Regions from separate parts of the Mus musculus genome. Here region 2 is linked to region 1. A link is a loop called in an ENCODE intact Hi-C map of the cell type or tissue named here. Cell type or tissue: left cerebral cortex. All regions are shown on one strand. Each heading gives the region's core, and the rest is flanking DNA. Links, peaks and the distances in the headings are about the cores only. Region 1 has its middle 72 kb from the start of Pcdh20. Region 2 has its middle 37 kb from the start of Gm41225.

What was found. Peaks named below come from ENCODE experiments on the same cell type or tissue, not always from the same donor. Only the 100,000 strongest peaks of a DNase experiment are listed, where the experiment ranks them.
Region 2: a loop joins it to region 1, with 5 times the contacts of the local background. A loop is called at or near these places in 2 of 42 quality-filtered maps.

What each region holds. Positions count from the first base shown.
Region 1 is chr14:88,540,838-88,546,232 of GRCm38, reverse strand. No RefSeq gene overlaps it. Among named protein-coding and RNA genes, the nearest start is that of Pcdh20, 72 kb to the right of the region's middle. In left cerebral cortex, for the core only: no CTCF peak of the experiment used is centred there; a DNase peak (open chromatin) is centred at 2,442; H3K27ac peaks cover 460 bases.
Region 2 is chr14:88,595,980-88,601,374 of GRCm38, reverse strand. No RefSeq gene overlaps it. Among named protein-coding and RNA genes, the nearest start is that of Gm41225, 37 kb to the left of the region's middle. In left cerebral cortex, for the core only: no CTCF peak of the experiment used is centred there; no DNase peak of the experiment used is centred there.

The sequences.
Region 1 (5,395 bases), core at 225-5,224:
TGTTTTGTTTTGTTTTGTTTTGTTTTGTTTTGTTTTAGACAGGGTTTATCTTTGTAGCTCTGGGTGTCCTGGAACTTACTCTGTAGACCAGACTGGCCTCGAACTCAGAAATCTGCCTGCCTTTGCCTCCCAAATGCTGAGATTAAAGTTGTGTGCCATGACTGCCCGGCATGAGATTCAATATTTACATTGTTGGCAATGGACATTTTTCTCTGTAGCATAGCCACTCATCAGGATAGCTTTGATAGACATTTGCATATAGTATTAACATCTTGATTGGATGGATATTCTTCTTTCATTTTCTACTTTTACATTTATACTGAGAGTAGGCATCAGCACTTTATATTGGATAAAACTTTGCTCAAGAAGAATAAGTATCACAGAAATTGTTTAAAAATAAAAAAGAACAGTAGAAAACACAAATATTATTGATAAGTTACAATTCATCATTAGATAATATAAGCCAAATCCAATAATAATACACAGTTTTGCAATGATTTCTTCATACTTCTGCTTTCTTACTTCTATCCTGCTATGCTTTATAGAATTGTAAAAGATGATCAATGTTATAAAATGCTTCAATGGTAATTACATTTTGACATCCAAAATGAAAAGCATATTCCCTATTTTTATCTTCTATTTCAAAGTAAAACTACTGTTAGAGAATTGATAAGTATATATTATTTTTGTTTTCTGCTGGCCCTCAGGGCTTCACTCTTGCCCCTCCCTCCAATACTTGGTCATTTTCCCCTTTTCCCCTTCTCCCCTCTCCCATTCAGTTCTCTCTCTCCCTCTGTCTTTCATTATGTCACCTGTATTATGTATTTTAAAATTTCTTACAGCATTAAAATTAGTAGAATTTCAATTACTAAGTTATTTACCTTTCAATTTAAAGAAATACAAAGGCATAAACAGAGATATTTGGAGAAAATATGATAACTATATGCAATAAAATTATTAAAATACAAATCAGGTTATCATGTCTTTTCTTAAAGAAAAGTCCTTAAATCTTTTACTGGAACTAAAAGCAAAACATAATATCCAGCTTGCTTAAATCAAAACTAAGCCAGCAGTGGTTGTCTGCAAAATTGCCTTACAGCGTTTGAAAAAACAGAAAGTTTTACGTTAGAGAATGTGAAAGTTCACGGAAAATATGACTGATATAAATACAATTCACACACCTTTTGTGTGATAAATTTCACAAATCTCTAGCACAAAATGTTCTGGTATACAGTATTTCTCATCTCTAATGTCCAAATGTCAAGGGCAATTCTTGTTTTGTCTTTGTTACATGTAGTGAAAGATAATGTTAAACAACCAAAAGCTATAAGAGAGGCTTCAGAGTTTAGCTAATGTTTGGGAATACAACCAACTACTTTCATTTCACAATGAAAGGGAAAACGTACTTCAAGGATAAACTATAAACACAATAATTTCACTCTTACTTTATAGATAAAAATATTCACATAGAAATCATTTAATGAGTTTGCCCTTTTTCAAACTACCTTCTAGCATGACTAACATTAGACTACTTCCTGGGGGGATTTTGAAAATACTATTTTTTATTCTATTACAAAATTTTACCAAAGACATTATAGGACACATTTAAAATAGTCAATTTCAATGGTTTGTTTTTGTTTTTTGTTTTTGTTTTTTTTACTAAACAGCACATGCACTAAGATAAAGAGGCTGGATTTCATTTTCTTTTTATTTTTAAATTAACATTTAATCGTAAAGTCACACTTTATTATAAATAGCTACACATAGTAATGAACACACTGTTTCATGTTTAGCACATGCTTTACACCCACAAATCATAAACGCATAAGGAAAGGGCTACAAAAACAGAATGAGGGGGAGAAAGAACTCTCAAACTAACACATCAAAAAACAAAAGTACTGCAGTTCCACAGGAGAAATCATATCATGAAAATTTCAGAGACATGACAACTAGCTGATATCAAAATTACTTAGTATTTTGATGTTCCCCTTACTTTATCCCTATACAATACAGGATCTTAAAAAATATGAGCCATTTACAGATGTTTAATGCTCTAAGCAAATTTCATTATAGCCCTCCTTGTTTGGAGGAAAACAATTAGCAAAATTATCCCACCGAGGATAATAAACATTTCCTCTGAATTTATAAATCCAGATGAGTATTTTAATTGGCACCATGACACTGCAGATAGATCATTGTATATAAATGAAAAGACAATTGAAATGGAACTATGAAAGCAAAGGCAAGGTTTATTCAGTATGAATTCCACTTTGCCATTGGTTTTCAAAAGCAATCTAAATGTCAAATTTCTGACACCAAAATTGGTACCGAGAAAAGCGCACAGCACTAAACTGCTAAGTGGAATGCAGAATTTAGAACAGTAGGTTGTATATAATTAGGAAAGAGTTTGTGCTTCTAAATATAAAAGGCCTACATTCAGCACAAGAAAAGAAAACCTTCTGGAAGTAGGCAGTCTGGTTGCACTTTTCAAAGATTCTTAAGGCAAACATAATGGCAAGAGCTGAAACATGACTGCTCAGATAGAAAATGCAGGCTTTTCACGGCCAAATATGTGAATGCCTTAGTGGAAGTAACCAAAGAATGCTTTAGGTTTCAAATTTCTCTATCTTTAAATATTTTCTCTTCATTTAGTCCAATAGTTCTACTTGAGACAGCATTGAGACAAATATGAAACATTTGCATTGCTAAATCTTTTATAGACCTCCACCTTTTTTTCATTCATTCATCATGGTATTTTAAGTCCTTCCAATAAATAAATAGGAATTGTTGTTATATGATTTAAATACCAATGACAGAGGTAAATAATGAACAGATGAAAGTATAATTAGATGAATAATAAAATATTAGTATTTTCATTAAATAAATAAAGACAATAAGGTCAAAAAAATCATGAGCAATAAAGTACCACAGTAATTATATGCATCCTTTCTAAAGTTTATTTGAGGAGAGACCTGAATTAAATTAGGGCAATTCATGCAAAGATGTGGGGAAAACAGCTCTTCTGAAACTGTATCAGAAAATCCAAAGATTCTGAAGAATAAATTTACTGACCTATGTTGACAAAGGTAAGGTAACATTGAGGCTCAGTGATATCCATTAGAAGAATTGAAAACAATGAGTTAAAAACACATGTGGCTGTAGACCTGGAAACAATAAGCATTAGTATGACTGAGTTTACAGCTTGCAATTTGAATCAATACTAAAGGCAGACCAGTGCTCATGGTTGAAATGGCTAGAGACATGACAGGATACTGTCAGTATGTTAGCTGATACACAGAACAAAGGGGAGTGCTTTTAGTAAAACTGAGAAAGTCATGTTGAGAATAGATCAGAATTAGGCTCAGGATATGTTCAATTTGAGTTAGCCCAGTACTCTAGAATTGATATTAAGGCAGCAATTCTAAGCAGACTACTATTGTTAGTACATGATACAATACATATTGTAAAGTAAGATAGTAGATGAGTCACATAGGATTTATAATACAAAATACTGTTTATCTTCCATATCTCTTGGGAAATTATGGTGAAGGAGGAAGTGAAGAAAACATAACACTGAAGTTCTCTAATTTTAATGTGTAAAATTTACCATGCTGATGCCTTCTGCACCAGAAATTCCTTCTTGAATTCAAATCTATTCCTACAACTCCAAATTTCACCCACATGCTCGTAATATGTACATTAATAATTCCAGATACTTCCCCATAACTTGTTCACTGATTGTCAAGAAATCTCTCACTGTCAACACATCCTAATAAGAAAATTCACCTATCATCCATCACAATCACTATCTATAGAACAACACAAGCTTTCTTCTAGTTTCCAAAACTCAAAACCAGTGCGTTCTTTAGCTTTCGTCTCTCTCTGTAGATATCCACACCCATATTTACTATACCTCCTCTATGTGGTTTGTCCGGTTATCTCTTTGAAAATATATACTTCATCATACCCCACCTTTATTACCAAAAACTTCCTTGTATTTAGTTCCTTTGGGGGGGGTGCAGTGTACCATGATTGGAAGCCTGGTTCTTGGTTGAGCTAAAGGCTTGAAGCCCTGGAGACCCTAAAGGAATGATAAGAGGCCCTTGGCACAGGCCCCTGTCATATTGTCACAGCCTCCCCCATCCCCTTACATCAGGACAATCCCTCAAGTTCTTCTACATGTAGATGAAGCATCCCTAACACAGCCTTCAGATGAAATTGTAGAAGCGCCTCCTGAACCATGCCTACCTGGATGCTGCCAAATTACTGCCTTGATGACAATGGACTGATCCTCTGAACCTGTAAGCCAGCCCCAATTAAAGATTGTCTTTATAAAAAGAAAGAAAGAAAAGAAAAAATGACTTGACTTGTGGTCACATAAGCTCAAGACAGAGATCTTTATACTAGTGAGGTACCTAGAGGCACGGAAAGCATTGCCCATAAGATTCCCTTCCCAGACATTCCTCCCTGAAAATGGTATTTAATCTCAAGCCCACCTTGAGAAATGGGGAATGATTTTATGCATCCACTTTCCACCATGACAATAAACAGTTTGAAAAACAAAGGACCAGGCTTCCTCAGTGAGTCCACTGCCCCACACACTTGCTCTAAATATAACCTGTATTCTCTGAACGATAACTATATTTTTCAATTTAAATTTTCAGTCCTATAGTCCATGTTATCTATTCACCACTGAACCTTTATTTTTGTAATTCTATGTGTATACGAAACAAAAATAGGCTGTCAACAAGTCATAAGGCCAAGTATGGAGCTGTTAGTTTGCTAAGTGCTTGTGTTGCCAAAGTCTCTTCAAAATATTTGTGTTTATATTCATAGAGCTGGCCTTCCATCAACCTTTTTGTCAGAGAAGTTTCTTTTTGCAGTGGGTAGCAGACAACAATGAAATGAATAGCTGGTCAAAGCACTTAGAATAATAGACTCAATGTTGCCTTAAACAGAACATCAATATCTTCCCCAACACAACAAAGCTTACGAAATGTCAATGAAGATGATTTGGAAAGAGTGTAAGATCTGGAAGGTGGGGTAGAGTATTATGAAGTGCTGTCTTATTGACCCAGACTAATGCCCTAATGTACTCATAGCAACTTTGGTTAACTTCATAATATCACCTACTTTTCTTGCTGTTTTGGCAAAAGGCTGAGCAAAAGCAACTTGAGGATAAAATATTTTATTTCTGCTCATTGCTTTTTAGGAAGGCAGTCTAGCATGTCAGTAAGGGCACACGTTTGCAGCACATGTTAACATTAATAATCAGGAACCTAGAGAAGGCCAAGAAATCGGGCAGGGCTATAAGCCTCAAGGCTCATCCAAAATCACCATCTCACTTCAGCAAGGTTCTACATTCTAATGGTCTTACAGCCCTCAGAATCAATAC
Region 2 (5,395 bases), core at 284-5,283, 55 kb before region 1:
CAGGTCTTGGGGCTTCCCCTTGAGGTGGATCCCACTTTGGGCCTGTTGCTGGACCTTCTTTTGCTCAGGCTCCTCTCTGTTTCGATTCCTGAATTTCTTTCAGACAGGAAAAATTAAGTGACTGAGTTGTGACGGTGGAATGACAACCCCCTCCCTCATTTGATACCCTGTCTTCCTGCTGGAGGCCCGCTCTATAACTTCCCTCTCCCTACTGTCAGGCATTTCATCTAAGGTCCCTCTCTTTGAGTCCTGAGAGTGTCTTCTATCCCAGGTCTCTGGTACAATCCGGAGGGTATCCCCAATCTTCTATCTCCCTAGGTTGCCTGTTTTCATTTATTCTGTTGGCTCTCAGGGCTTCAGTCCTTTCCCCCCACACAATACCAAATCATGTTCCCCTCTTCCCCTGCTGCACACAATTCCCTTTTCTTCCCAGGTCCCTCCCTTACACCCCCCTTGGGGTTGCTTTCTTCTCCTTCCCCAGTGGGACTGAGGCATCCTCACCTGTACCCTTCAGCTTGTTGACCTTTCTTATTTTTTTCAATTTTTTTATTAGATATTTTCTTCATTTACATTTCAAATGCTATCCTGAAAGTCCCCTATACCCTTCCCCCGTCCTGCTCCCCTACCCACCCACAACTACTTCCTGGCTCTGGTGTTCCCCTGTACTGGGGCATATAAAGTTTGCAAGACCAAGGGGGTCTCTCTTCCCAATGATGGCCAACTAGGCCATCTTCTGCTACATATGCAGCTAGAGACACAAGCTCTGGGCGGTACTACCAAACACAGATACTATTGCATATGCCAGCAAGATTTTGCTGAAAGGACCCTGATATAGCTGTCTCTTGTAAGGCTATGCCAGTTCCTGCTAAATACAGAAGTGGATGCTCACAGTCATCTATTGGATGGAACACAGGGCCCCCAATGGAAGAGCTAGAGAAAGTACCCAAGTAGCTGAAGAGGTCTGCAACCCTACAGGTGGAAAAACAATATGAACTAACCAGCTTGTTGACCTTTTTTTAGTTCTGTGGTCTGTATCTTGGATATTCTGTACTTTTATTTTTGGCTAATATCCAGTTATATGATTTTAAAAGGTTGTTCTAAATAACTGAGTTTCTTTTCAAATTAACTAAAATGTCATGCTATAGGGAATAAATGAGAAATAAGTATAAAATTCTCAATATTTATAAATTTTTCTTAAATTTTCAATGTTATATAAAATTATATTAGAAATTTAGTATATCTTTTGGATTTATTTTACATGATAAGATAGAAGCTTTATTCATATTAGCCTCCATATGGGTAAATGAAGGGAAGTGACAACATCCAATCAGTGGCTGCTTCAAACCTTCCAGTGAATAGCCCTGAATTTCTTAATTCAAAGACACATAGGGGGTGTCTTTGAATGCTGTTTGTTCACCAGATGATTTCCCAAATCTATAGCTTTCAAAATTAACTCACAGAAACTATCAATAATGCACAGATTTTTGTGAAAAAGTTACACATTTTTCTAGTAGAAGAAACAATTCTTTAACCACTTGGGTCTTATTTGAATTGTCCTTAAATCTTTCCTCTTTACCGAATTACAAAAGATGACATTAATGTTATCTTTGTCATTTAATAAGAATTATGGTCGCCAGGCGTGGTGGCGCACGCCTTTAATCCCAGCACTTGGGAGGCAGAGGCAGGCGGATTTCTGGGTTCGAGGTCAGCCTGGTCTACAAAGTGAGTTCCAGGACAGCCAGGGCTACACAGAGAAGCCCTGTCTCAAAAAAAAAAAAAAAAAAAGAATTATGTTTTTACAGTTTCAAGATCTATATTGTAAACCTACTAACTGAAAGGGTTAAAAATGTTAAAAAATACTAATATAAACTTAAATAATAAATAAGATGATATAGTATTTGTGTTCTTTTACTATATATCAATACTTAACATTCAAATATTGTTTCAAAGCTTCTGAGACTATATTTATTTATTTGTTATTTAGTTTAATTGCCTTTAAATTCCTGCCCAAAAGACTATTTCTTAAAATATGGAAGTTAGTGCTACACCCTGGTTGTATTTCCGTAAAGACCTTTCTGAACCACTTTGCAGAGAAGAGTCTCTGATATGCTTACTGTCTTTTCTAAAGGAAAAGACACTGTAATGACCACATTTCCCTCCAGAGTAGTAAATTCGACTACCTTTGAAGCTGTGAGACAGACAGACAGACAGACAGACAGACAGAGACAGAGAGACAGAGAGACAGAGAGAGAGATAGAAACAGAGACAGAGACACAGAGAGACAGAGCATTGTAAAAAAGAGATGGTGGTTGGTTTGAGGTCCATGTAAATGATTTCTTCAAAAGTACAATCACATGAACTGAAATACTTACCAGATGGTGAAATAAATCTAGTACTTCTTTCCCTCTCATGTGTTAAGTTAAACAAAGTTGTATTTGGGAAAAAGGATTAAATATACTTCACCAGATTCATTTATATTTAAAAATATTACAAAGCTTATTTTTATTTGCAAGACTTCTTTTTAAAACCTTTAAAATTTTTAAATTTTCTTGACAGTAATAGAATGATTTTGCAGCTACAATTTTACTTAGAATGTGCTACATGGAAATATAATCTATTATTTCAGTTGAGACATTTCTTTCTTTCACTATGATAATGTAAATATTTCTGAATAGATGTCATTGAAATATCTTAAAAACAAAGTCATCTTGTGTTCTTGATAACATATTTAAAGCTTTGACTATGATCAAGGAGACTACAAAACTGATTTAAAAATACATATTAAACTTAAAAAGAATACCAGATTAGGAGTCATATTATAAAATTAGGAGTCTAGTATAATAAATATAAGCTGACAGAACACATGAAGTCTCTAAAGTAAAATTAGAAAAGAATGTCTGTATAAAGACTACATTGAGAAACTGAGGGGAGATATGCTAATAAAGATATTGGCATTTAAAATAATGAGGCATTTCTTTATCATCTGTAACATTTCATGTAATTAGGTGAAGTCATGGAAACAGCTTACACTGAGAAGCACAGGCAGCCTACCAGCAACCTTCCCTGTAATGGGCTTATGGATATCTTGTCTTGGGACTGTTGTTAGGTATCAGTGACATTTCTTTGCTTTATTTATAAATTCTTTGCTCTCACTGTATCTCTCTCTGTTTCTTTCTCCCTGTCTCTGTCTTTCTCTGTGTATCTCTGTCTCTCTCTCTTTTCAATAAATATCCTGAATATTTTCATAATTGTTCTGAGCTGATATTACTTGATTAAAGCACTGCACTTTCATCAGGTATGAACCATTAAAAACCCTCACAGATCCATGGAAAAGTAAACTAATTTTTTTATTATGTGCTTATTTGATACCAAGTTTAAAAATCATTTCACGTGTTATTTACTGCACATACAGTCATTTAAGAGTTCTCCAAATACTCCAAATCTCCATATGTAGTTTGTTTTTGTTTTTGTTTTTGTTTCTTCCCTGGTGCAAAACACACCACTTTTCAGAGTTTCTGGTTGGCTTGGGAACAATTAGACAAATAAAAGGGGCAAAAAAAGGAAAGAAAATGTACCATTTGAAAAGATCAGAGGATTAGGTGATTGCAATCAGATAGATACATGGAAGTCACATCTTGAGTAGCACAAAACTTAATTCTACCACTCCCAATTTTGAATAATCTCAATCAACTGCTCTAGTATTCACAGTCAGTTTAAGTGTCTAAAGTCTTCAATTTAAGATCATTTCACTGATATTTTTTTCTTGTGCATTGAAAATGTTTATAGTCCATTAACACTAGCCTTCCAATGACTTCTCTGTAATCAGAACAGAATCCAGCTTCATATAGGAGCAGCAATATTGCTTTAAATTTGACTTCATTCTGTGCTTGCTTGTCTCCTCGTGTAACTCACCCTTCCTTAGTTCACATTTAAAATATTATACTTTCTTTCCTACAGTGCTTATGCAGAGGCTGCTTTCCTAGTTCTTTCCATGCTTATATGTCCTTTCTTCAGTTGGGCTCTGGCACTAGCAATCAGCTACTGGAGACACTGTAAATGCCTCAGCTTTATGGCATGTGTTTCTGAATTCCCTTTGTCTTCTCAGTAACAGGCATCTTGATCTGTAACAATGTTTTATGCTTTCCTTTCTATCAGGCTGACTTTTGTGAACAAACATTACACTGAAAATTTAGATCTCAATGGATGTTCGCTAAGTCAGCACCCATTTTTATATATATTTTAAATTAGATATTTTCCTCATTTACATTTCCAATGCTATCCCAAAAGTCCCCCATACCCTCCCCCTGCACTCCCCTCCCCCCCACTCCCATTTTTTGGCCCTGGCGTTCCCCTGTACTGGAGCATATAAAGTTTGTGTGTCCAATGGGTCTCTCTTTCCAGAGATGGCCAACTAGGCCATCTTCTGTACATATGCAGCTAGAGTCAACAGCTCCGGGGTAGTGGTTAGGTCATAATGTTGTTCGTGGTTAGGTCATAATGTTGTTCCACCTATAGGGTTTCAGATCCCTTTAGCTCCTTGGTTACTTTCTCTAGCTCCTCCATTGGGGGCCCTGTGATCCATCCAATAGCTGACTGTGAGCATCTACTTATGTGTTTGCTAGGCCCCAGCATAGTATCATAAGAGACAGCAATATCAGGGTCCTTTCAGCAAAATCTTGCTAGTGTATGCAGTGGTGTCAGCGTTTGGAGGCTGATTATGGGATGGATCCCTGGATATGGCAGTCTGAGATCGTCCATCCTTTTGTCTCAGCTCCAAATTTTGTCTCTATAACTCCTTCCATGGGTGTTTTGTTTTCAATTCTAAGAAGGGGCAAAGTGTACACACTTTGGTCTTCGTTCTTCTTGAGTTTCATGTGTTTTGCAAATTGTAACATATATCTTGAGGATTCTAAGTTTCTGGGCTAATATCCACTTATCAGTGAGTACATATCATTTGAGTTCTTTTTTGATTGGGTTACCTCACTCAGGATAATGCCATCCAGGTCATATCTAAAGCAGATAGCATAAAATAAGCCAATTTCCCATTATAATTTCTTAACTTACATAAGCCTCCAAAAATGTCATGTTAGCAGGTTTGTACTTCATATAGAGTAATTTGGTAGAGTGATGATAGGCAGAGAGGTGTATAGACAGAAAGACAGAAAAGGAAGGAGGACAGATAAACAGAAAACAGAATAGTCACTGTCCTATGAAGTTTTAGGTTCTCCCAATCTTTGATAGAGTTTCCATTTATTACCATACTTGTAAAATTATTCAGTTGTCTTGTTGTGACCTTTTGACCTGGACAGGTTTTAATGATTTCCACCTTATTTAAGCTCTTCACTCTTTATATTGTAATTGTTTTCTTGAATACAGAAAATATGGCTTTGAAAAG